2 separate regions of the Homo sapiens genome follow, and region 1 is linked to region 2. A link is a loop called in an ENCODE intact Hi-C map of the cell type or tissue named here. Cell type or tissue: endothelial cell of umbilical vein. All regions are shown on one strand. Links, peaks and the distances in the headings refer to the core of each region. The heading gives the core; the rest is flanking DNA.

What was found. Peaks named below come from ENCODE experiments on the same cell type or tissue, not always from the same donor. Only the 100,000 strongest peaks of a DNase experiment are listed, where the experiment ranks them.
Region 1: a loop joins it to region 2, with 3 times the contacts of the local background. A loop is called at or near these places in 2 of 110 quality-filtered maps.

What each region holds. Positions count from the first base shown.
Region 1 is chr15:26,621,900-26,629,899 of GRCh38, reverse strand. All of the region lies in intron 3 of GABRB3 (gamma-aminobutyric acid type A receptor subunit beta3), which reads left to right. Among named protein-coding and RNA genes, the nearest start is that of GABRB3, 150 kb to the left of the region's middle. In endothelial cell of umbilical vein, for the core only: no CTCF peak of the experiment used is centred there; no DNase peak of the experiment used is centred there.
Region 2 is chr15:26,075,886-26,092,513 of GRCh38, reverse strand. It overlaps TRE-TTC2-2 (tRNA-Glu (anticodon TTC) 2-2), which reads left to right and starts at 10,209; the gene lies at 10,209-10,280. LOC105370739 (a long non-coding RNA gene) reads left to right here. Exons shown (of 6, transcript XR_932005.3): 6 at 2,539-2,883. RefSeq lists a silencer at 9,902-9,971. In endothelial cell of umbilical vein, for the core only: no CTCF peak of the experiment used is centred there; a DNase peak (open chromatin) is centred at 10,203; H3K4me3 peaks cover 866 bases; H3K27ac peaks cover 458 bases.

The DNA of each region.
Region 1 (8,000 bases), core at 1-8,000, 540 kb before region 2:
CAGGGCTATGGAGACACGTGCTAACAAAATACGTTCGAGTCAGTATTGGTGAACACACATTCAGTGTGTCAGTTAATTAATTTACAGGAGGGATATTTTATAAATGCTTGAATGGCTATAAATCTCAACTCCCACTAAGACTGTAGTTTTCTAAAGTCAGGTTACATCTAATTACAACCAGAAGGGGCTCGGTGAACTCAGAAGCTGCACCAGGGCTGAAGAGTTTGGTGATGTGAGAAGTGGAGTGTTACCACCTTCGGTTTGTGGGGCTCACCCACAGCCAAGGACGAGGACACTTCTGCATCCCCTGGACACGGGGCTGTGTCTCCGCAGCCCCACTGGAAGCTGCTATTTTTGCAAGCTCTGACCTCTCCACCAATACCCCCTCCTCCTCCTGCCAACACATTCGGTCTAGATGTGCTGATAAGGCTGGTTGTGCCACAGCCAAGAGCCAGTGCCAGGAGACAGCCTGTCTCTTCCCGGTGTGTGCTAATCTAATCAGGCCCACCCTCCCAGGGCGAGGTTCTCCACGCCGCACAGCGCCGCGCACAGGGAGGAGCTTGCCCGCCAGGCTCCTGAGCTGGGCCACGCCTTTTCCGCTACGGGCCACGCCCCTCGAGCCACAGACCACGCCTCCTCCCTCTCGGGGCCAAGCTTCCGCGCTGCCCTCCTTTCCAGGCCCCGCCCCTGATTGCCGCCGCTTCGCAAAGCCCTCCGTCTCCCGGGAGCTGCTTCTCCCCACACTCCGCCCCTGCGCCTCCCCGAGCTTCAGCCTCTCCTGTAAAGAGCAGAGATGGAGAGGAAGCGACAGTCACAACTTCCGGTTAGCGTGGCGGAGGCTCTCGGAGTCTTTGGGACCTCAGCACCGGGATACCGGGAGACTCCCTCGTGTCCCCATGTGGGCCACCTACCAGACAGAAGAGGTAAAAGTCGGGGACGCGGGCTCTCGGCAGTCACAAGGAGTGGAGGCGCTCTTGCACCTGACTCCCCCACACCTCCCAGCTCGGATTTCCAAGGCCTGAGAGCCTCCGTTTGAGGACTGCCGTTTCAGGCCTCTGCTGGCCCCCTTTCGTCTCTCTAGGGCTCCCTCAGCTACCCTGGGGGGGTCACCAACCTAGGTAGAATGTGAGGTCCACCCTGTGGAGCCATCTCCTCTGCCTAGCCCTGTGGCGCTGGTTGGTTTTTTGTTTTGTTTTGTTTTGTTTTTTTGTTTTTTTGTTTTTTTTGCGAAAATAGCTGTGTAGGGTCAGTTGATAACAGGAGCTGCTTCGACCAGATGTCCATACCCAAGACTGGCCCTCCAGGGGCAGCCGCCCTTCCCTTCACATAGCTGAATCTTTTACTTCTAGGTTTAGATCAGATGGTTGTTTTTCCAAGAATTCACCTGTAGTCATCCTTCCCAGAAGTGGCTTCTTTTTCTGATTGCCATATCCCTTCGTGTTTAGTATAGCACTTAACCTAGATTGCTTTTGAATTCTTGGAACCTGCAATTATTGTCTCTGCCACATGGGCAGCCCCTGAGGGCTCACAGTGCCTCAGGTTCATCTTCGCCTCCCCCAAGTTGCCTAGCAGGCGGTAAGCACTCAATAAACATTTGCTGAATAACTGAGTAAATACAGGCACACCCTCAGAGATACTGCAGGTTCTGTTCCAGACCATTGCTGTAAAGCAAATATCATGAAGTGAGTCACAAATTTTTTGGTTTCCCAAGATATATAAAAGTTATGTTTATACTACATTGTAGTCTATTAATTGTCCAATAACATTATGTCTATAAAATATACATACCTTAATTGAAAATACTGTATTGCTGAAAGTGCTAACAATCATCTGAGCCTTCAGTGAGTCATGATCTTTTTGCTGGTGGAGGGTCTTGCCTCAGTGTTGATGGCTGCTGGCTGATCAGGGTGGTGGTTGCTGAAAGCTGTGGCAGTTTAAGACAACAATGAAATTTATTACTTTGGCTATTCCTTTCATGAAAGATTTCTCTGTAGCATTGGATGCTGTTTGATAGCATTTTACCCAGAGTAGAACTTCTTCCAAAATTGAAGTCAGTCCTCTCAAACCCTGCCACTGCTTTATCAACTAAGTTTATGTAATCTTCTAAATCCTTTGTTGTCATTGCAACAATGTTCACAACATCCTCACCAGGAGTAGATTCCATCTCAAGAAACCACTCTTTGCTCATCCATAGGAAGCAACTCCTCATTCATTCAAGTTTAATCATGAGATTCCAGAAATTCAGGGAAATCTTCAAGTTTCACTTCTAGTTCTGTTGCTATTCCCACCACATCTGCAATGACTTGAACCCCTCAAAGTCATCCATGAGGGCTGGAATCCACATCTTCCAAACTCCTCTTGGTGTTGATATTTTGACCTCCTCCTATAAATCATGAATGTTCTTACTGACATCTAGAATGACATCTAGTCCTTTCCAGAATGTTTTCAGTTTACTTTGCCCAGATCCGTAAAAATAATCACTGTCTATGGCAGCTACAGCCTTGTGAAATGTATTTCTTAAATAATAAAACTTGAAAGTCAGTTTCTCCTTGATCTATGGGCTGTAGAATGGATGTTGTGTTAGCAGACATGAAAACAACATTCATCTCTTTGTACATATCCATTAGAGCTCTTGAGTGACCAGGTACATTGAAAATGAGCAGTAACATTTTGAAAGGAATGTTTTTTCTGAGCAGAAGGTCTCAACTGTGGGTTAAAAATATTCAGTTTTGTAAACGTGTTGACACCCAGGTTTTATTGTTGGATTTTTTGAGCATAGGCGGAGTAGATTAGCAGAATTCTTAAGGGCCCTGGGATTTTCAAAATGGTGGGTGAGCATTGGCTTCAACTTAAAGTCAGCAGCTGCAATTAGCCCCTAGCAAGAGAGTCAGCCTGTCATTTGAAGCTCCGAAGCCAGACAATGACTTCTTCTCTTTTGCTATGAAAGTCCGACATGGCCTCTTCTTCCATTAGAAAAGACTTCTTCCAAAGTCTACTCTGAAAACCTGTTGTTTAGTGTAACCACCTTCATCAGTGATTTTAGCGGGATCTTCTGGATAACTTGCTGCAGCTTCTCCATCAGCACTTGCTGCTTCACCTTGCACTTTTATGTTATGGAAATGGCTTCGTTGCTTAAACCTCATGAACCAATCTCTCCTATCTTCTAACTTTTCTTCTGCAGCTGCCCTAACTCTTTCAGCCTTCACAGAATTGAAGAGAGTCAGGATTTTACTCCAGATTAAACTTTGACTTAAGGGAACGTTATGGCTGGTTTGATATTCTATCAATATCAGCAGTAAGGCTGTTGGACTTTCTTATCATTCCCCAGAGTAGCACTTTTAATTTCCTACTAAAACTTTTTCTTTGCATTCACAATTGGGCTAACTGGTAGAAAAGGCCTAACTTTGGGCCTATAAAAATCTTTTGCACATCAATCATTTGACCTGCCTCCCTCACTAAGCTTAATCATTTCTGGTTTTTCATTTACCATGAGAGATGGGCGACTCTTCCTTTCACTTAAACCCTTAGAGGCCATTGGAGGGCTACTAACTGGCCTAATGTTGATATTGTTGTGTCTCAGGGAATAGGGAGGCCCAAGGAGAGGGAGAGATACAGGGTTAAGGGTCAGTTGGTAGATCAGTCAGAGGACACACAACATTTGTACGATAAGTTTGCCATCTTATATGGGTGCTATTCCTGGTGCCCCAGAGTGATAATAATAGTAATATCAAATATCACTGATTATAGGTCACCATAACCAATATAAAAGTAATGAAATACTAAGATTGAAATCTTGTGAAAATTACCAAAATATGACCCAGAGACATGAAGTGAGCATATGCTGTTGGAAAAACAGTGTTGTTCAACTTACATGCTCAACGCTGGGTTGCCACAAACCTTCAAATTGTTAAAAATGCAGTATCTGTGAAGCACAGTAAAGTAAGGCAGGCGTGTATCTAATGATACAGATAGTTTCTTGTGCAGCCTGGGGGTCTGGCAAAAGAGGGAACGTTAGCAACTCAATTGGTGGAGGACGCGGGCTGCTTCTGTAAACGATATCAACAGTCTGTCTCATTTGGTGTCTACTGCTACCTCCCCAGCCCCTTGTCAGCCAGCAGGAACCATAGCAACAGGGATCCACCCTGCCGCAGAGTGGCCAGCTTGGCTGTTCTTTGAGAAGCTCCACCCTTCCCAGTCATTTCTTATTTTTGTACCCAGACGTCACCTGAGTCCACCTCGAGCATTAAGGTTAAAGAACAAAGGCTTAATTTCCATTTCATGTTCTGTGAGGAATCCAGTGTCCCCTCTGCTATTCCTTTAATCCTTGGAGCTTTTAAAGTCTCAAAGTATCTTCTGTTTCTGCAGACAGGCTTGGAATTCAAAACTCTGACAGACTCTCCATCCCATGCAAATTCCATCTCTTTGTGACTGTGCTCTTCTCTTTGGTTCATGCCACATCATTGCAAAGGTAAAAATTGGTGACTTCCCTGGGATGTATGGGATGCATTGAAGAAAAGGATACTTTTACAAAGCTTCTTTCTATAGCAGCTGTGCTAAATGTTTGGCGATGGGTTGGGTGTGGAAGGAGGAGTTGGTGGTGCCGGGGTTCTGATTACTGCCCTGAAGAACCCCCCTGCATGACCTGACTCTCCATGCTCAGAGACATCCTTTCAAAGCCCCACCCTGCCAAGCTCACTCCACTTTATTGTGAGGAACTGTTTAGCTCCCATCCCTTGGAGCTTCCACATTGAGAGCCAGGCCCTGAAAGGAGGTGGCCCGAACTTCAAGTTCCACTATCCCGGGTTACTAGTGTTTGAGGGAGTGGAGGGAGTGGATGAGGAGCGAGTTACTTCAGCTCTTCAATTTTTGTTACTTCATCGATATAGGATAATAATTATAATACCTGCCTCCTAGTTAAATGAGGTTCTAGGTAGCACAGGGCGTGGAGTTTGCTGAAGGATCACTCACACAAGCGGCTGCCCGCTGTTCCTGGCTCAGTGCTCACCACTGCACGTCACAAGGAGCGGCACCATGGCTCCCGTAACAGGAAAACCCTGCATTTGCTACTCCCGGCTGCACGAGAGTGGAGGGAGGCTTGGACCTTTCCACCACCCCCTTCCCTTTGTTGCCAGCTAGTAAGTATCCCAGAAAAAAAGGAGGACACTGATTTGTGCCCCCACTGATGTGATAGTCCTTGCCATACATGGCTGATCACATGCAGCGGGTTTGGATTTTCATACTGTTTTTTCCCTCTTGCTGTTACCTAAGCTCTTACCCACTAGTCTACTCAAGTCACCTCAGCAGACACCCAAGACCCAAACTGAGAGGCGCTGCTGGTGGTGCGGAGAGCGACACAGTCCAAAATAAGACGCGGAGCCCGAGCTGTCAGGCTGTGAGTGACAGCCGGGCTCCTAGGGCTGACTGACAAGTTCTCTCCCTTCTTGTGGCAAGCCATGTGCGAGCCCATCCGGAGGGACTCTGAGAAGGGCGCTAGACATCGCGACTCAGGCGTAAGCATGCGGGGTTAGGAGTAAAGAAAGAAACAAGTGAAACTTCTATTTCAATACGAGTGTAACATGGAGGGTGATAGTAGAGAAACTCTGTGGTCGCCACCACTAACACATCCTCCTTTTGTTGTGAAACCACAACTTTGCACGCCTCAGTTCCAGCGCACCGCCCACACCAGCGAAAGGTAATGGTGATGAAGGGGCGGAATATGCCCTGTGAAGGTGCATTCTCATCCTGATGTTCTGCATCAGCCCAGTGTCCGAGAACCTTTCAGGCCTTTGCTTTACCCACCACTCAGCACTGTCCACTCCTCGGAGGCCTCTGCACACCATCCCTTCTACCCCTTGAACTCACCATTGCTACGCTAGTTTTCCTCACAGGCGGCTTTGTGTTTTAAACTGGAGGTTTTATTATTATTTAGGTCAGGCAAGGCCGACAGATCAGGACACAACTGCCATTGAGAGGAGAGTGTGTTCCTTCCAGTTCTGGAGCAGCAGGGAGCCACACCATGCCATGGGGGCTGCTCAGGGAGTGCCAGGGTGGGTCAGGCAGCAGAGGGAGGGGAAATGCCTTTATTGTGGTTGCTGGGAAGGAATGGGTGACACGGGGTGTGCAGGCTCAGAATTGGCTGGTTTAAATAATTTCAGGCCCTTGGGGCACAGGGGCTGTCTTTAGTTGTCCATTACCTGGACCTGGGGCAGTTTAAGCGGGTGATAGGGACCCCAGAATGTGCAAGCTCAGTAAAAGAGGTGATTGGAGTCTAAGCCGCTGAAATCTATGCTCTATGAATTTATGGCATAATAGGTATAAAAAATAAAAGACCTCTGGACTGTAAAAACAAACAAACAAACAAAAGAGATGGTTGGGGTGTGGGTTCTGGACTGGTTGGTTTGCATGTGAAAAGTACACTCCTAGGAGAGTTGCTAGCCGTCTCTCGGAATTAGCCAGCCCTGGAAGGGGCCCTCCCTCCAAGGTCCACAGGGTCGCAGATCAAAGCATCAGAACACAGAAATAAAAGGCACGGTTAATACTCCTGGTCATGGCTCTCTGCTCCATGGAAACTATCAGTGGCTTTCATTGGCTGCGAAGGTGGCATTCTAGTTTCCACCTTGTGGTCACTGCCCTGGGGTCTAGCCTGACTCATCGCTCTGCTCTCTTTTACCCATAAACCCAGCATTCCAGCAAAACTGCACTCCACAGGCTTTTCCATCAGACCCTTAAGAGCAACACTCCATGTGTTTTTCGATGTGCTGTACCTGCTGTCTACCTAGCCGAGGGTTATCTTTAGTGTCACCTGCTCTGCGAGAATCTTTAATTGGTGGTGGTGGTGAGGGCCCCCACAGGTTATTACTAGGCACAGAGCTGTGCCCACAAAAGTGTCTGGGAAAAAAAATGCCTGCTTCTTTTCATCTGCTTAAATGCTGCCTCTCCTTTAACTTGAAGACAAGGCCTCTCCAAAGACTGTCCAGCCCATTTGGACTTTCTTGCCTTTCCTTCCACTCTTAATTTTTATGGGACTCAAAGCTTAAAAACGTATTTTGTTTACAGTGATATAGTACAAGCTGGTTTTGTTTCCCCTTCTTGTGGCAAGCATCTGAAGACAAATCGATGTCCTCTATCAGTCCCTAAGCCTCTATATTCCAACACTATTGAGAGCAGCAATAAACAGCCATCAGTTTAGCAACACCGTGAATTGCCCTGCAAGAAGCAAAAAGAATACTGGAGGGGTTGTCAGGAGGCCTGTGTCGAGACTGGATTCTTCAACCGATTTGCTCTCCATCTCTCGCTGTCCACAAGTGAGGATGTTTGCAGACATGATCTTAAAGTGTGTGAACTCAGAAAGCTGCTTTTGCAGAATGGCAGCGATTTTTTCCCCTCCGTGGTTGGATAATTTACCTCCTAACCTTTGATGTTTTCAGCTTGTATCTTTCCACAGAAGGGTGCAAAATGTCCTGTGAATATCACTAGATTTTTAGACTTGGTCATTCTAGAACTGAGTAGTGATGATTGTCCCCAACAAAAAGAGAATTTCTTTTGTTCTGCCATGTCTAGCCTCTGATTTGTCTTTTTTCCCACTTTGTTCTCGATAAACTAACTGCTTTGGCAAAACGAAAGCAGAACCATCACGTGGATATTTGGTAATTTTGTGGGCAAGCCTGTGGACAACACCATGGCCCTGTCTGTCTCCCACCTCCCATATCCTGCTTGGACCTTAGGTTCCCATTTTCCTCAGGTGAATATGTCATCATCTCCGGGTGATTTTATGGTCCAGTTAATGTAGAAATGGCCACGGCAAGCTGGAGGAAAAAGGAAATACAATAGGTAGGGCATGGAGACCTCCCACAGTCCCTTGTGTCTCCAGAGGATGTTTATGGAAGGTTTGTATTTATAGCCCTCATGGAGGGCAGAACCAGAGGAAAGTGGCTCAAATTGCAGAGAGAGTTTGTAGATAGAGCTCATCTGTTGTAGGTTGTTAAAGCACCTGTCTGCCT
Region 2 (16,628 bases), core at 5,325-13,324:
TGTGGATATTTTTGCCTAGATTAAAGGGTTAAAGAATTGTTTTAGGTTAGATAAGGATAAAGCTGAAGGTTTAAGCAAGTTGTGGAAGGTTTGTGAAAAGTTAATCTTGTAAAAGTAACTCTGTGTGTGAACTTACTGAGTAAAGTTAAAGGGGTTTTATTCAGTTTTTCCATAAGTTACATATTGGAATAAAAGCTCAACAGGGTTTTCTTAGAGCACTGATCTGCTCTTTAACAAAAATTTGTAAAGGGTTATAAAGGGTTTATGAGAATCTCACCTTATGATCAAACTGATTAAGATTAAATAGATTTGTCTATAAGGTTTTATTAAAGATTGGGGTTGACATTAATAGTATCCTAATTCAAGGGTGAAACTTGGCTTTTTCTCTTCAACAAGATTTTCATGTAACAATAACGAAATTGTTTCATATAAACAATTGTTTCATGTAAACAATTCGTAAAAACGAATTGTTTCATGTAAACAATAACGAAAGATTTTACTTTGCCTTTTGAATAAACTACTGAATAAAGAAGGGAAAAACAAGAGACAGATGGTTTGGAAAGCTAAGTCTTCCTTCTATCAATAAGTGAAGATTTTTGCCTTTTTAAAAGTTTCGAGTTAGTATTTTGACTAAATGAATGATTTATGGTGACCTAGAATTCTATTTCATAATATCAAGTGTTTCAAACCGTTAACATATTTTATAGGTGAAACCGCCATTGCTAAATTGTCACTGAGATAGTGAAAGAGATCTGACCTAACCGACTCCATCTTGCTTCTAATCTCCAAGCTGTCTTTGTTCATTCCTGGGTGTAGGCTGAACTATCTTTGGGAGAAACTTTGTTTATAGTTTATAATTTAAAACAAACATGGTAACAGTCCTTTCCCAAAAGAAACCCCTTTCTTGCCTGGGGACTAGACTGCCCTTATAGTCAAATTAGCAAATTAGCCACAGATTAGAAATTATGGCTTAGGAGTCATGCAGCTGAGGCTACAAGAGTCTGACCCTCCCTAAACTGCTCCTAAAATCAGTGCTTGAGGTATTTTGCAGCCCCTGCACTTGATGGATCAGCTGACACCATCCAGACTGACAAACTGGCTTATCTGGTCTTGTGGTCCCCACCCAGGAAATGACCCAGCACAAGAAGACAGCTTCAACTCCCTATGATTTCACCTCGGACCTGACCAATCAGCATTTGCAGTTCACTGGCTTCCCCCGACTCACCAAGCTGGTCTTAAAAATTCTGATCCCCGAATGCTCAGGAAGACTGACTTGAGTAATAATAAAACTCTGGTCTCCCACACAGCTGGCTCTGCATGAATTACGCTTTCTTGATTGCAATTCCCCTGTCTTGATAAATTGGCTTTGTCTAGGCAGTGGGCAAGGTGAACCCACTGGGTGGTTACACAGGCTTCCCAAAATCAAATTTCATCTTCAAAATCGTCTCTTCTGACCTCTAACTTTGACATGCTACAGAGGGCCCCTGAAGACTTTAAAAGAGGTCAACAGGATTATTTGACATGTTAAGTTACATGGGAAGCTCTGTAAAAGTAAAAAATAATGTTTAACATTCTTCATGTTATATTTTAGTGAATGATGTTAATATATGTTCCAAAATTGTATGGGATTGCTAAAATTCGAATATGTCTGGTATATGCTATCAATCATAATATGTTAAGTTATTTTAGACCACAGAAATAACCAAATTTCCTTGTCAAGTGTGGCTTTAATTATGACTATTTAAAGCCATTTCCACAGTTAATTGCTTAATGCTGATGCAGTTTCTGAAAACTTCACAAGCACACCAAATCCTAGAATATGGTGTCTTTTGGGAGGTTCATGAAAGGATGGAAAAGACCCTGAAAATCACTCTTGTATACAGGTTTCTGGTAACTTTAAAATCATATCATTTGGACTGGGTAATAATTCCTGGAACTTTAATGAAAAGACTGACTGGGTTACAAAACTGCTAACCCAAGTAAAATAAAAATTAATTGAATACCAAGAAAATACTTTGCAAGATTTTCACGCTAAATCAGCCAATACTGAAATTGTTTAGATATACAAATTGAATGAACTCCATGGTCTAAGTCAAATTACCTATGTTAACCCATCAGTTATCAGCATTATGTATCTAAATTGGAGAAGTAACTGGTATTCGAGAAGACATAAGTCCAATGTTAAGCATGGACTCATGGAGAACCAGGACAGTCACCTTGTCCTTTCTGACTCTTTAAAGATTTTATTAAAAGCTCTGCATTCCATGACTCATCACAGAAAAGATAAAATGACCCAAATTAAATATACATTGGCATGAATTCTAAATTGCTAAAATAGTTTATGACCAATGTTTGGTTTTTCAAACCTATACTCCTGGGAAGACAATCAAAGCTTCAGGTACATTTGGCTACCCAATGGGTCATTTAAACATTTATGGAGGGATTTCATTTAATTGTCATTTTCAGTGAATATTTTCTGGTTGTATGAAAGCTTTACCATGCAAGAGGACTGATGTTATAACAATAATTATGTCACAGGCAAAAAAACTTTTTATGGTTCACTGAGGACAATCAACTCCTTCACAATCTAGAACCCGAAGATTGGATCCTCTGAGACATCAGAGAAAGATTGCTTTAGCCATCCTCACTGCAGTAAAACTTCAGGACCTCGAGCCTTGGGTTCATAATCTCACAACTGAGAAGGGTCCCTCCACACTGTTGAACTGTACACCCATTGGAACCCTTAAGGTAAAGCTAACCAGGGAAGTTTCTCCCTAAGAAGAAGATGGCATCCTTGATGCAAAAAGCTTTTCCCAACATCACAGATCAAGACTTCTATTATCATGAGACTCTTATCTTTGAATACTTTTCCCCTTGCTTATGCCTGTATGAACAATACAAGTGGAAAAGGGGTCTGTTGTGTGCACTCATGGGGTATACTTTTAGTTATGAAGGATTTTGCAGCCAGCCTTATACATGGATAACCTTATATCTTGACAGATGAAAGATGAAGGCCCGATGTAGGTGAGAAACAGAAACTTTAATGGTACACACTTTGCCTCGTAATCAGTCAGAAACAGAGCATTGGTTCACTCCTCTTAACCCACATCATGGGTTAAAGAGAACATTACCAGGAGAGCTTCACTCTTCTAGAAGGGCATCATTTGTTAGGTCCTTTTTTCCATGGTTTCGAGTAAAAAAGGCAATGATGAGAAATGTTTCCCTCATGATAGGCTCTATAGCAGATTCTACTGTAAAAGCCATGGTTACACAGCAGACTTTAAATTATCTTGTGAAAATTATGCTAAATAATAGAACTGGCTAAACAGAAAACTATCTGTGTCACTGTTGACACTTGTGGCCTATAGAGAAATATATCAAAAGTAGATTACAGAGATTCAGTTGTAAAGGATTAGCAAAGAGACCACTTAATTAAGCAAGTCGACTCTTTAGCTCATTCTTTGATCTATTTAATTTTAGGTGATTTGGTTTATGGGGGTCTTGGGTAGGGAGGATACTCCAAACTCTTGCTATTATCCCCCTGATAGTTATAATAGTAGTCTCCCTGGTATGCTGTATTCTCTCAAAAGTTTTAAATGTTTGCATGCAGCCATCTCTAAAATGTCAAATGGTCTTTCTTCAACTGGAATGACAAGAACTGAAAGAAATGTGTGACCATGACGACATCGTAACCTATGAATGACCACATTGAGACCAGAAACCCAAACTGATGGTACTGAAAGTGGCACTAAAGCCCTTAGTTTTGGTCACACTTTCACCTAAGTGAGAACCTGACCCAAAAGGAGGAATTTTTAAACAAAATTATGAGAGGCCATTGTTTTGGACTGAGCTCATGCACTAGGCCCCAAAAGGACCAGACCAAACCAAAATGGAGTCACTCACGTTAAATGTGATGTAATCAAACTAAGACTTTAAGGAAACACACAGATCCTAGAACAGATCAGGTTTTGTTTTTCTCCTGTAAACAGGACGTTCCAGCATAAGGAGGTACCTTCTACTCAGTCCTTGCTCCTACCTTGCAAAACCCACTGTTCTACCATTTCCCAGTGGGTTTAAAGACCAAATAAGTATATTTACAATGGTTACAGTGACATCAATGACTAAAGTTTTGATCTCTCTAATTTGGGGTGAAATTGTTAAATCAAGTTTAGCCTAAAGCTGCCTCCTTACATATTTTAAGTTCAGCCTAAAGGTTTCTCTGCACATGGTGAACTACAACAAGTGGAAGTGTAAACAGACCGCAGCCTACACTTGTGCCAATCACTGAGTTTTGGCCAATCAAATGTAGCCAACTGTTCAAACTGTTCAAATAAGGCAAACACCAAGCTGTACCCAATCCAGCTCTTTCTGTACCTCACTTCCATTTTCTGTGTGTCACTTTCCTTTTTCTGTCCATCAGTCTTCTTCCACCCCATGGCTGTGCTGGAGTCTCAGAGTCTACTCTGGCTCAGGAGGCTGCCTGATTCATGAATCATTCATTGCTTAAACCCCTTTACATTTAATTCAGCTGAAGTTTTTTTTAATCAGTGGTATGATGAGAATAATCCTCTTGGGATGGGGATGGAGGCACCATGGCACAGAAGTCAATTCCGGGAGGATTTCTTTTTTGAACTATTCATTTATTTAGGAGTGCTTCTATAATGAAGTTACATTCAAGCTGAGTCTTGCTGACAGGTACACATTTCTTAGGTAGAGAAAAATGGACAAATAACATGCATAAAATAGGGGAAAGAAAGGATTTTAGGAAGAAACAAATCAGACAAAAGAAAAATGTTTTCAAGCAGTTGGGTGTGTTAGGAGAAGCTTCAAGGATCTGAAGCAGAGAAGTGAGGCTGTGGGTTGGGGCATGAGTCAGATGCTAATAACCTTCCCGAATTGCTAAGGAATTTGAACGTGATCTGATATGATTAATGCCATTAAAGGGTTTTAAACTGTGGACTTGCCTAATCGTATTAGACAGAGGACAAACCTGGGGCATGAGAGACCAGCGAGGAAGCCTATCCAACAGTTCTGGAGGGACCCAGTGAAGACCCACACTCACTGATAATAGGACCTAAGGGAGAACATTGACAGGAATGTTTAACTCTTTCCTTTCAGCCGGAGGTGAAGTCTCACAAAGTTAATGAGGCTTAAGCTTCCGGGAACCTCAGTTGTTCCGGCCTTTTCTAAGCCCTGGGAGTAGCTCCCGGAATATCTTCTTAGAGTCATATGTTTTTGTAAAAATATGCAAAATAAAATGTTTTAATTGCCATCAGTTAAATGTCTCTTTCCCCTGAAATATTCTTTCACTTTAAAAATCAAAGTATCTGTAATTTTGGAAGCAAGTACAATTTTTTGTTGTTATTGCTGTTCTTATTGATGTTGGAGAACCTCAGATTTTAATTAAACAGTGAGCTTTCCATTTAGTCTCCCCTGTTAATATAATAGGTAGATCTGACACTCACAGTTAGGGGTAGAGGAATTAAGTTGAACGATATGAAATTTCCATTGTAGTAAGTCAAAACCAGTGGATTCTTGACAATTTCATGAGGTTAAGCTAATATAATTAAACAGTTACTTTTTAAAATAGAAGTTTTGCTTGGCTTAGAGAACCACCAAAGACACTCTCTGGAAGCAATGTCAATTTTTGTTTTGTTTTGTGTGTTTGTTAGAGCAAGAATAAGGGTAGTCATCATCTTCCTTCCCCACTGGACACATTTATTTAACATGAGTTGAGAAAGTTGGACTTGCCAAAAATTATTTCTACAACCTTAACTATCATTAAAAAGGAAATAAACCTATCAAAAAAAATTGTTGCACTCCAGCCTGTGCAAGACTGTGAGACTCCCTTTCTTTAAGAAAAAAAAAAAAAGTAGTTGCATTTCACCTGTGTACTACGCTCCATGCTTTTCCACGGACAGGGCAGAAAACCAGTGCAGACATGACTCTTACCCAAGGAACTTGCATTCAATTTAAGGTTTTTGAAAACATACATTTAAGAAACTTAAAAACTGGCAAATGAAAAATCTTACAACTACTGGACCTTCTTTTGTCTTTCTGTGTATTTACATGTGTTGCACATGTGATGTTTACATATGAAAGAGCTCTGATTAATTGGCTTAAAGATGATAAAAACCACAAGGCCTTAAACAGTTATCAAATAACCAATAAAGACAAGAAGCACTGCCAGATTCCAGCAAAAGAAAGAGAGCTGAAGAGGAAAGCACACATGTACACACAGAGAACACACGATATCTTTCCCAGCAGCTTGGCCAAATTGGCTGTGTGCACTTAAGCAAGTCCCTTCAGCTTTCTGGGGATGATACTGTTACAGAGGTCTGGGCAGACAGAATGGGGTGAAATGCAGGTAATTTGCTCAGTCAGAACCAAACACCACTGGAGAAGTGATCATCCACAAGATCTGTCACTGGAGGAGCCATGGGTCCCTGCTAACCCCTGTTCAGTAGTTGAGTGGAGGTGGCCAGACTGAGGCTTTCCACAGAACATTTGTAGGGTGAGAGTGGACACTGGCAATTAACCCACAGTAAGTACTACCTTCATTTCAGGCATGATACTAAGAACTCACCCTCGCAAGGACTCAGTGCTCTCACAGAGACTCTTTTTATTATAGAGGGAAATTCAAATTCAAAGGTTCAGTAGTTTTTCCAAAAATTAGCTAGTCAGCTTTTATTTATTTATTTATTTTTATTTTTATTTTATTTTTATTTTCGAGACGGAGTCTTGCTCTGTCACCAGGCTGGAGTGCAGTGGCACGATCTCAGCTCACTGCAACCTCCTGCTCCCAGGTTCAAGCGATTCTCCTGCCCAGCACTAGTCAGCTTTTAGAAGTAGCATTTATGCCAGGGACATCTGACTTCAAAAGAGGGAGGAAACTTATACACATGAATATACACACAGACACACATACACAATCCATATTATTCTACTTTAACTCTCAGGTTGCTCAAGTTAATAAACCATTGATTACCAGTAATAATATAGCACCCAAATTACAACTAATAGACACTGGTTCAGAATGTTTGTTGTCATGGAACTTTCCATTCCTTGATGGAAAAAATGCTGTTTAGACTTTCATTCATTTCATCATATTCCAATATTATTTTTATCATGGGACCAATACAGGATGATCTGCTAAAAGGATTTCACTAAATCTCTCAGTTGGATGATTTGGGGCCAGTGATTTCTACCTCCTGGATATTTTTCAGGTTCTAGCCTTGACAATCCCCAGTTATCTTTCAGATCTAAACATTTCTGAAATCTAAATTCTAAATTATTAAAATACATCAAGTGTCCAATAAATTATAGAAATGTATGATTAATTCTTATTTTTAAAAATTATTTGGATTAATATTACCAAACTGAAGCGAAGGATCCTGATATACTTCTCTGTAAAATGAAGCAAACTATTCAAGCCTTCTTGTTGTACTTCAGTTTCTACCATACTTTACCCCCATGTCTCCCCACCCCACCCCCATCATTGCTAAGGCACGTAATCATCTACTAGAACATTTGTTTCATTTTTGTGGTGCTTGCCCTTTTTCCACGATCCTGTTGTGTCGCTTAGGGTAGTGATAACAAACAAGCCCCAAATTTAAATGATGAATGCAATAAAACTTTATTTCTAGCTTTAAAAACCCGATGTGTTCATTGGTGGTTGGAAGGGGCTTCCACGCAGTGACTCAGGGACCCGCTCTCTTTCCATCTGTGGCGCTGGCTCCTCCTGCAGCCTCAGAATCCTCTACATTCAGGTAGTGGACTAGCAGAGTGGGAAAGGATCGCCAGTTGTCTAAGCATCTGGGCCTGGAATCAACACTCACCCCTTATCCATCCATGGCACCACCGAGAGAGAAACAGCTGGGGAAGACCGCCTCTGCCTGGGCAGGCGATTCCCAGCAAAACTGCGCAGCACAGCAGGAGAAAGCCAGCCGCTCTATTCATTTGTCAGAAAGGTGAATGGCCTTGTCCTGGTGTAGGAGCAGCAGACCAGGATGTAGAGGCCTCAGGGTTCCCAAGTCCCCACTGCTTGCTACTGCCCAGAGTTGTCCCCTCACACTGACTCCTTTAAGACCTGGCCATCACAGGGCTCCTGGCCTTGGGCAACACTGAATTGAAATTTCTAGATTGAAGGTGCACCTTCCTATTTTGATAGGTAATTGTCAGGTTGCTCCTGCCCCAAACGGGCTGTACCTATTGTCATTGTCTGAGATTGTGGCCTCACTTCCTCCCTAATGCTGGATATTTTAGAACTGCTTTAAATTGTGTTGCTATGGTACCAGCAAGGTAGAGCTGGCTCCAGCCCCCATTTGCTGACCAATCAGAACCCCTCTCCTCTAAATCCTCTATTCACAGCCTCAGCCCCTTCTGTGGGTTTTTCTTGCATGCTTAGATTCAGTCGTGCCTTAAGGATAGTCACCTTTTCCTATCAAACATATTTCAAATATTTTCTCCCAGCCTAGGGCTGGCTGTTGCATTGTTTATAGTGATTTCATCCCATAAACGTTTGAAATACTTAAGAATTATTTAATTTCATCACATAGACCTTTGAAATTCTTACAGCTGAAATTAAGAATCTCTTAACCCCTCCATCCTTTTGTGCTTTTTGCTTAGGACGGTTCTGCCGGCTGCAGTGTGGTAGTGCTACTGTGCCTTAGGCTGTGTCTGACACAGGTATTTTCAAAGCAGTATTTCTTCGTGTTCCGTGTATGCACAGCAGTTCCAGAACCATACTGGTTTTGCAAAAAATTTTTAAATGGAATTGCTTGATCATAGGCACGTTTAGGAAATCCTGACAATCTCCCTCCCTGATCAAGCTTTACAAGTTTCTAGGAAATTCCTTTTCTCCACATGCTTGCCGGTACCTGACATTTCCACACTTTTGCTTGTTGGCCAAATGCTGGCTGTCAATCAGTGAGGCTGAGATCTTTCTCAAATGCCTTTTAGCCATAGGCTTCCTCTCCATGAAGGGCCTGGTCTCATTAAGTTCTCACTTTAATATAGCAGTGTTTGTCTTATTATCATTCATGTGTAGTTTCTGATCTATTTAATATCAGTCTCTTTTTTTTTTCTTTTATGGGTTTTACATGTTTATCTGCCATTCAGCAGTTTAGTTTTTTACTTTTTTTTTTTTTTTTGGCCATGGAAGTGTTGTTACCATAGTGCAATTAGTGGGTTCTTCCCGTATGATTTTAGGTGTTTTGTTTTTATTTTTGTTTTAATAATGTAAGGCCATCCCTAAACAAGATTTTTTTTTTAAGTTCAGGGATACATGTGCAGGACGCGCAGGTGTCTTACGTAGGTAAACTTGGGTCATGGGCGGTTGTTGTACGGATTATTTCATCTCCCAGGTACTAAGCCTAGTACCCATTTTTCCTGATCCTCTCCCTCCTCCACCCTCCACCCTCCCATAGATCCCAGTGTGTGTCGTTCCCCTCTATGTGTCCATGTGTTCTCATCATTTAGCTCCCACTTACAAGTGAGAACATGCGGTGTTTGGTTTTCTGTTCCCTGCGTTAGTTTGCTGAGGATAAAGAACTCCAGCTCCAACCACGTCCCTGCAAAGAGCATGCTCTCTGAACAAGATCTTAAAGCCCGCAGTTTCGGAAGGCCTTTCGCTCCAAAACATGTCCTATGGGTTATTCGGGGTTTCATCCATTCGGGCTTGGCTCACGAAATTAGAATTAATCTAAATGCAAAATTTCAGTTAAAATGGCCTGACTGGCAAAATGGGGTCTAATGGCAGGCTCCGCTCGGCGCCCGCTAGGGAACTCAGCCCCGGAGCCAGGCCCGCGCGGCTCGGTTCTTCAGCCCCTCTATTTTCAACCATTCAAACCGTGCTCTTCCCAAATCGCACGGAGGAGCTTTCTGGAAACTGAGGCCGGGCTGCAGTTTCCTAGGGACCAGGGCCTGAGGAGGTCTGGTGCCGCCTCCCGCGAGCCGGGGGGCGAGGGGCTGGGGGCCTCCAGGCACAGCGCTGCTGAAGAACTGGGTAGTGCCAGCAGCCACAGCGCCCAGCCCTGCCTCCGCCTTTCGAGAAGGAGCACACCTCTATCAACAAGCGGTCAGCACCGAAAGCCCGCGCAGGCGCAGGCGCAGACAGGGATTTGTTGTCGGAGGCGTGGCAGAAGGCGGAAAGCAAGGGCAGGCGGAAATGATTCAATTGGTTTAGAATTCAACGGTTACTTGTCATCTCCCACATGGTCTAGCGGTTAGGATTCCTGGTTTTCACCCAGGCGGCCCGGGTTCGACTCCCGGTGTGGGAATGACTGGACCTTTCTTTTGGAACACAGTGAAACTCGTAAATTTATAAGCCTTAGCAAGAAGCTTAAAAACACGACTGTGAAAAGCTACATAATCCTTAAGGATGTGTGGAGACCTGAAGACTCACCTCGTAGGTCACAACCCCGGCAAAACGGGCTGTGTAATCAGCATTGCTGTGTTTGCATACCAAATTTTCACAACAAATGATAATATTTAGGGGTCAAATCTTACAAAGGAATTCTTACGTTCTAGGCAATTCACTGTTCTCTATGCCCCCAGTGAGTGTTTCCGGCCGGCAGATAGCGAGATGGTGAACAGGATGGAGGGACAAGAAGGAGCATGGAAGATCCCATGCCACAGGAGCCTCCCTCTGAAGTTTTTTGAGGACTGAGAAGGGAGGGGAGGCGCTTCCTGAAGCAGGAGTCACTAGGGCTGGGATATAAAGAAGTGAGAGGTCTGCAAGTAGAAATATAGCTTCAGTAGAGGTTTGCACAGGGACGTAGAGGGCAAGGACAGAAACCAGATCCCATTCACCAAGTCAGCTTTCACAGAAGTTGGGGAAACTGAGGCACGGGATCAGCCTCTGGATAGAATCACACATGTGGCTAAGTTGAGGTCAATACTCTTAGCAAATGCACATTTTCAGAGGTAGAAAGTTCTTGAAACTTTCTTAGCTTCTAAGCCATTTCCCAAATGGGATTAAAATATTTCTTTCCGTGCTTAGGCCTGGATACTCTTAACCATAATGTAAGCCTGTGTGAGTAGTGGAGAGCCAACCGCTTCCAGAACAGGCAGGGGCATCCTTTGAAAGTTCTATTGTTTGAAACAATCATTGTGCCACTCACTTGGATTGACCAACTTGTGACTACTCCCAATGCTGATGCTTCAGCCTAATTCGGACAATCAAAATCAAAATCAAAATCAAAATCCGTCAAGAAAGCATGAACATGAACCAGTGAGAGCCTGGACCATTGATAAACCAACAGCATGGGTTGCAGACAGGGATACGATTTTATGTGGGGGGAAATTGTATTATTCATGCAGAGATAGTCACTTCCATTCCTTGACCGAATTTTAATTCTATGCTCTCAGTTTGTGTTGGAGGCAATATAAGATTTGGTCCAAAAGATCATTTGAATCCTTGCAATTATTGCATTAGACATTTCTATTATGTGACATATGACAATTCTTTTATGATTGAGTTCTGAAAAACTTCTCCTGTAAATATCTCTCATACTGGTTGCCATCTGAGACATACTTACAGGGGATGCTTTACAGAAACCCCATCTCTACTAAAATACACATACACACACACACAAAAACTCAATCTTAAAAGATTGTGTAGTGGGAGTGGGAGGCAACTCTCCATTCCCACTTCCATTACACAACTCCAGGGTACCATTGGCTTTGGCCAGAACTAACTTGTCAGCCTCATCCAGGGTTGGCTTCAGGGACAGCTATAGATGGGACTTTGTGCCCCACCTTTTGAAAAAGTAGATGAAAATGTTTCACTTGTTTCATAAATCCAGCAAGCTACTCTGAGCGTTGTATTGTACAGAAATGAAACTCAAGTGGAAGGCTGGGAATGGATGCCAAGTAGCCAAAAGGGTTGACTGCTCTGGTCATTTTCTTATTTGTTTGTGTCCTCTTTAGAATCTTTTATAGTATTCTCCTTTTTGAGGGGCCTGGATCTCTGCAAACCCCATTCCCCAGACTCCCTTTCCAGTAGACATCGGGTTAGCACCTGCCCCAGGGAGGTTCTGTTGGAAGATTGGAATATATCAAGAAAGCAGAGCTTCTGATGGTGTCCTTGGCAGCAGACATTCCCTGATGGCTGCCAGCAACTATGCAATCCAGTGGCACTGAACATTCTGACAGGGATTGTCATCAGCTAAGAGCCACTAGCAGTGGCAGTAGTGGGCAGCCGTGGGCTCCACGAGCCAGGAAGCTTCAGCAGAGCATAAGTGGATTTGACAGTGGTGTGGTCCCAGTGGCAATGGTGTGCCCAGCAGAGGTCTTGCATGGCAAACTCCTACCTGCAGGTAATACCATCCTCCTTTGTTGTTCTTTCAACCCTAAGTGAATGGTGGCATCTGCAGTTACTAATAGCTGAATAATCTAATTGTTAGCCCCTTTTGCTCCTCTAGCTCCTCAAAAAAAATTAGCAACCAATTTCCTCTGTTAGATTTACCTGTTTGAAGTATCTGTTTTCCTGGCTTTAGACCAACCTATGCAAGTGTTATTTTTGTGTAAATTGTCATCTACCATTATGCGCTCAGCCTTACTGACTTTTGGGGGAGGGGGAGGGTGTGCACAACTTATTCTATGTGTCAGAGAAGTTTCTCAGGGAAATGATATTTCAGCTGAGACCTGAAGGATGAGTTAGCAAGGTGAAGGGGGCTGTAAATGTGCATGAGTCAAGTTATTCTCAAGATCTGTTTGTCTTTTGCACAGGTCAAGTGGACAAGTGAATAATTGGGTAGATGATAGGAAAATCTCTGCATCTTTCAAGTCTTTGTTGGTGGCACAAATCTCTCTGATTCCCTCTGGGAAGCAGGATCACTTTGGCTTTACCATTTTGATAAGAAGGGGGAAGTTCTGGGAACACCATTTGTCTTTTCTCACCATAGTAGTCCTCACTCCAAGATTCCGGGAGCACTACAATAATGTCAGTTGCCAAGTATGTATATCTGAATTGTACATAATGGAATCAGGTTGGTCTGCAACCCACAGGAACCATGCTGAGATAGGTTGAGGCCAAAACATCATTTACTTACTAAGCTCCAAGGAACCACACAAAAGTATTGGAAGAGAAGGAGGAATAAATAACAATAAAAATTCTGAGCTTCCTACCTGCAGCAAGGGATTGAAGCAGTGCCACATCAAAATCAGTGTAAATTAATAGAACAAATGACCACAGGTCCTCTGGAGAATGGGGAAGGGGGATCTTTACAACATATTCCTGTTGCAGTGTAGAGGGGCCATTCTTCAAGTAGACCAAGTCTCCCCTTCCTCCAGTGGAACTTTGGACTGTGAGCTGACTCAGTTCTTGGTACTGGATGACACAAAACATCTCCATTCCAGTAAATCGAGTCATGTTTCTGGCCACCAGACTTAGAGTTTTAAAACTGCATAGACCACTCGAGCATACTGGCTCAGATCTATAATCCCAGCACTTTGGGAAGCTGAGGTGGGAGGATTCCTTGAAGCCAGGGGTTCAGGGCTGTAGTGAGCTATAATCGGGCCACTGCACTCCAGCCTGGGTGACAGAGCAAGATCCTGTCTCTTAAAAAATTAGAAATCAATCAAATAAAATTGCATATATCAAACAATCATTCGGTAGACCACCCATTTATTTCATTCTTAGGACATCACTGCCAAAGATCCCTGCTGCCCCATCAATACTTCCGTAACTGAGCCCATTTTTTCCTGGTGGTTTTGCTGTATCTAATACTTAGACCCTGCCACTCTGAGATTCCGTGATTCCCATTGAACCAGGAAGCACTGTGGATTTTCTCACCAACCTGGCTCATGGAAGATTGCTACAAAAGAGTTTTCAAGCATCTGGTGCTCTCCTCACCAATGCATTTCTCAACACTTTAATGAAGAAAGTCTGGTCCCATCTGGGAAATGCAGTGAATGGGCAGGTTTGTGGGTCACACTTGATAAATCTCACTCCAATGTAACTGTGTGCCTAAGCCTTTAAAAGTGTTAGTCCACCTCGCACCATGGGTGTACAACATTACAAACCCCAATGAAAGTGGTCACTGTTAAGTCCACGTTTCAGTCAACTAACGACGGAAGCTGGGAGGTAGAACTACTCCCTGACTCTCAAACTAACATGTGGAATCTACTTTGATAAATTTGGCCTAATTCAATGTTATCTTCTTTCTCCTTGGTCTAGCAATCTTAGGACCCATTTCCTTACATCTTCTTTAACTTCCTTCTAATATAAATTGGCACGTTGTTACAACTCTTTCAATGCTATCTCATGCTTGGTTACACTTTATACTTGACCTCCTAATTTCAGGTCTGGAAATATTGACAGATGGTGAGGATAGATCTGGTAGAGAACTGGCATTCTTTTCAACTGCTATGGGGAGGCACTTATTGAGTCCCTTGGTGTGCCAAGTGTGGTCTGTGAATCAGCAGCCATGGTGTCGCCTAGGAGCTTGCTAGAAGTGCAGAATCTCAGGCCACTCTCAAGGCCTAGTGAGCCAAAATGTTGATTTTGACAAGATCCTCAGGTGATTCTTATGCACACCAAGGTCTGAAGAGCACTGATCAAGGCTTCAAGCAAGAGAAGACAATCTTTCTCAGACAGAGGAAGGGGAGGCCGCTTCTACTGGCAAAAAGCTCAAGGAAATTTGGGGCTTCATGATTCTCAGATTCATCTGAGCCAACCGAAATATCCCCATTCCATTTCTTGGAGGCCCCATTCTTTCGAAATTAGAGCCCTGACTTTCACTTCAGCGATATGGACAGGCTATGAATCTAACTTATATTGAATTCTGTGACTTGCAGAATCAGATTATGGGCCTGATTTTCAACTACATCTCTTATTTCTTGTGGCTAACAAAGGACAATGGATTGTCTGAGGATCATCTGAGAGCCATCACAAGATCTCTTATTCTCTGATCATATATTGAACTGAGAATTTAAGAATTTTTGTAAACCCTCGAGTGCAGTCAGAAATAGCCAGCCCCCCATCACAATGGTTTATTGTAGCAGTCTCTTGGTTCCAGTACCTTAACTTTCAGAGACCCTTTATCCTACGTAATGCCAAATTATAATTTAAATAAATATTTGGCCAGATGCAGTGGCTCACACCTATCATCCCAGCACTTTGGGAGGCTGAAGTGGGGGGATCACCTGAGGTCAACAGTTCGAGACCAGCCTGGCCAACACGGTGAAACCCCATCTCTACTAAAAATACAAAAATTAGCCAGGCATGGTGGTGGGCGCCTGTAATTCCAGCTACTCGGTAGGCTGAGGCAGGAGAATCACTTGAATCTGGGAGGTGGAGGTTGCAGTGAGCCAAGATCACGCCAGGGCACTCCAGCCTGGGCAACAGAGTGAGACTCCATCTCAAAAATTAATTAATTAATTAATTAATATTTTGCCACTACATATGTGAAATACCAGTATCTCATTTTCCCCAGGTAATGAGGTCATTACTGTATTTATGCCCAAGGAAAGATAAACAATCTTAACTTTTTCATCATTTGGGGTCTGTTCCCTGAGTACAGTGTTGCTTGCAAAAGCTGTATCCATGGATGTCTCACTAGAAAAGCAGAATTCACTTTATTTATTTATCTTTTTGAGGGGACAGAGTGTCGCTCTGTCACCCAGGCTAGAGTGCAGTGGTGCGATCTTGGCTCACTGCAAACTCCGCCTCCTGGGTTCAAGCGATTCTCCTGTATCAGCCTCCCGAGTAGCTGGGACTACAGGCACTTGCCACCACACCTGGCTAATTTTTGTATTTTCAGTAGAGACAGTGTTTCACCACGTTGGCCAGACTGGTCTCGAACTCCTGGACTCAAGTGATTTACCTGCCTCAGCCTCCCAAAGTGCTGGGATTACAGGTGTGAGCCACTGTGCCAGGCCAGAATACACTTTAGGTATTTCTAGTAGAGGAAGTGACCAAAGAGCAAAGAGGGAGGAAGTGGCACTAGCAGCACTGGGGAGCATCTCACCACTGACATTGTTAGAGTCTGCAGATAATACTACTGGAACTACCCAGGCTGCTGATGTTGCAGTCAATCAGCTGCTTGTGATGGCCACCGTGAGAGCAGGCCACTCACTACACACCATCTCAGCTTCTGGAAATGCTGAATCTCATAGGCAGCTCTGGCAAATTCTGCTGGAAATGCCAAAGTTACCAGAACCTGGAGTCAATCACTACTCTAGAAAAGAGAAGGAAAAAAATTGTCTCTTCCTCCTACCTTCCAACCTCCCATCAATGATCCCAAAGGCGAAATTGACAGTGCCTGCAATTGACGTAACCTAATCAGGAGCCAGCTGGTCAGGTGAACTGGAAATATTTGTAAGATTACAGCTCCCTGAAATACAGAGCAGAGGAAGCAAGCCTAACATGTATCATACTTTCTGTTACTACTTGTTTGTCTGCTGGTCTTCTCTGAAACTGTAAGTTTTTGGTTTTGAGCTTATGTAATGAACTAGTCCCAAAATATACTGCTTACAACAAAACAAAACAAAACAAAAAACGTTGTTCTGCTTATGATTAAGGAAGGGCTCAGCTGTGTGGTTTGCTGCTCTTCCCCGCAACATTTACCACGGTCACTCCCTTGGCTGGATTCAGCTGGTAGTTGGATGGAGCTGATGCTAGT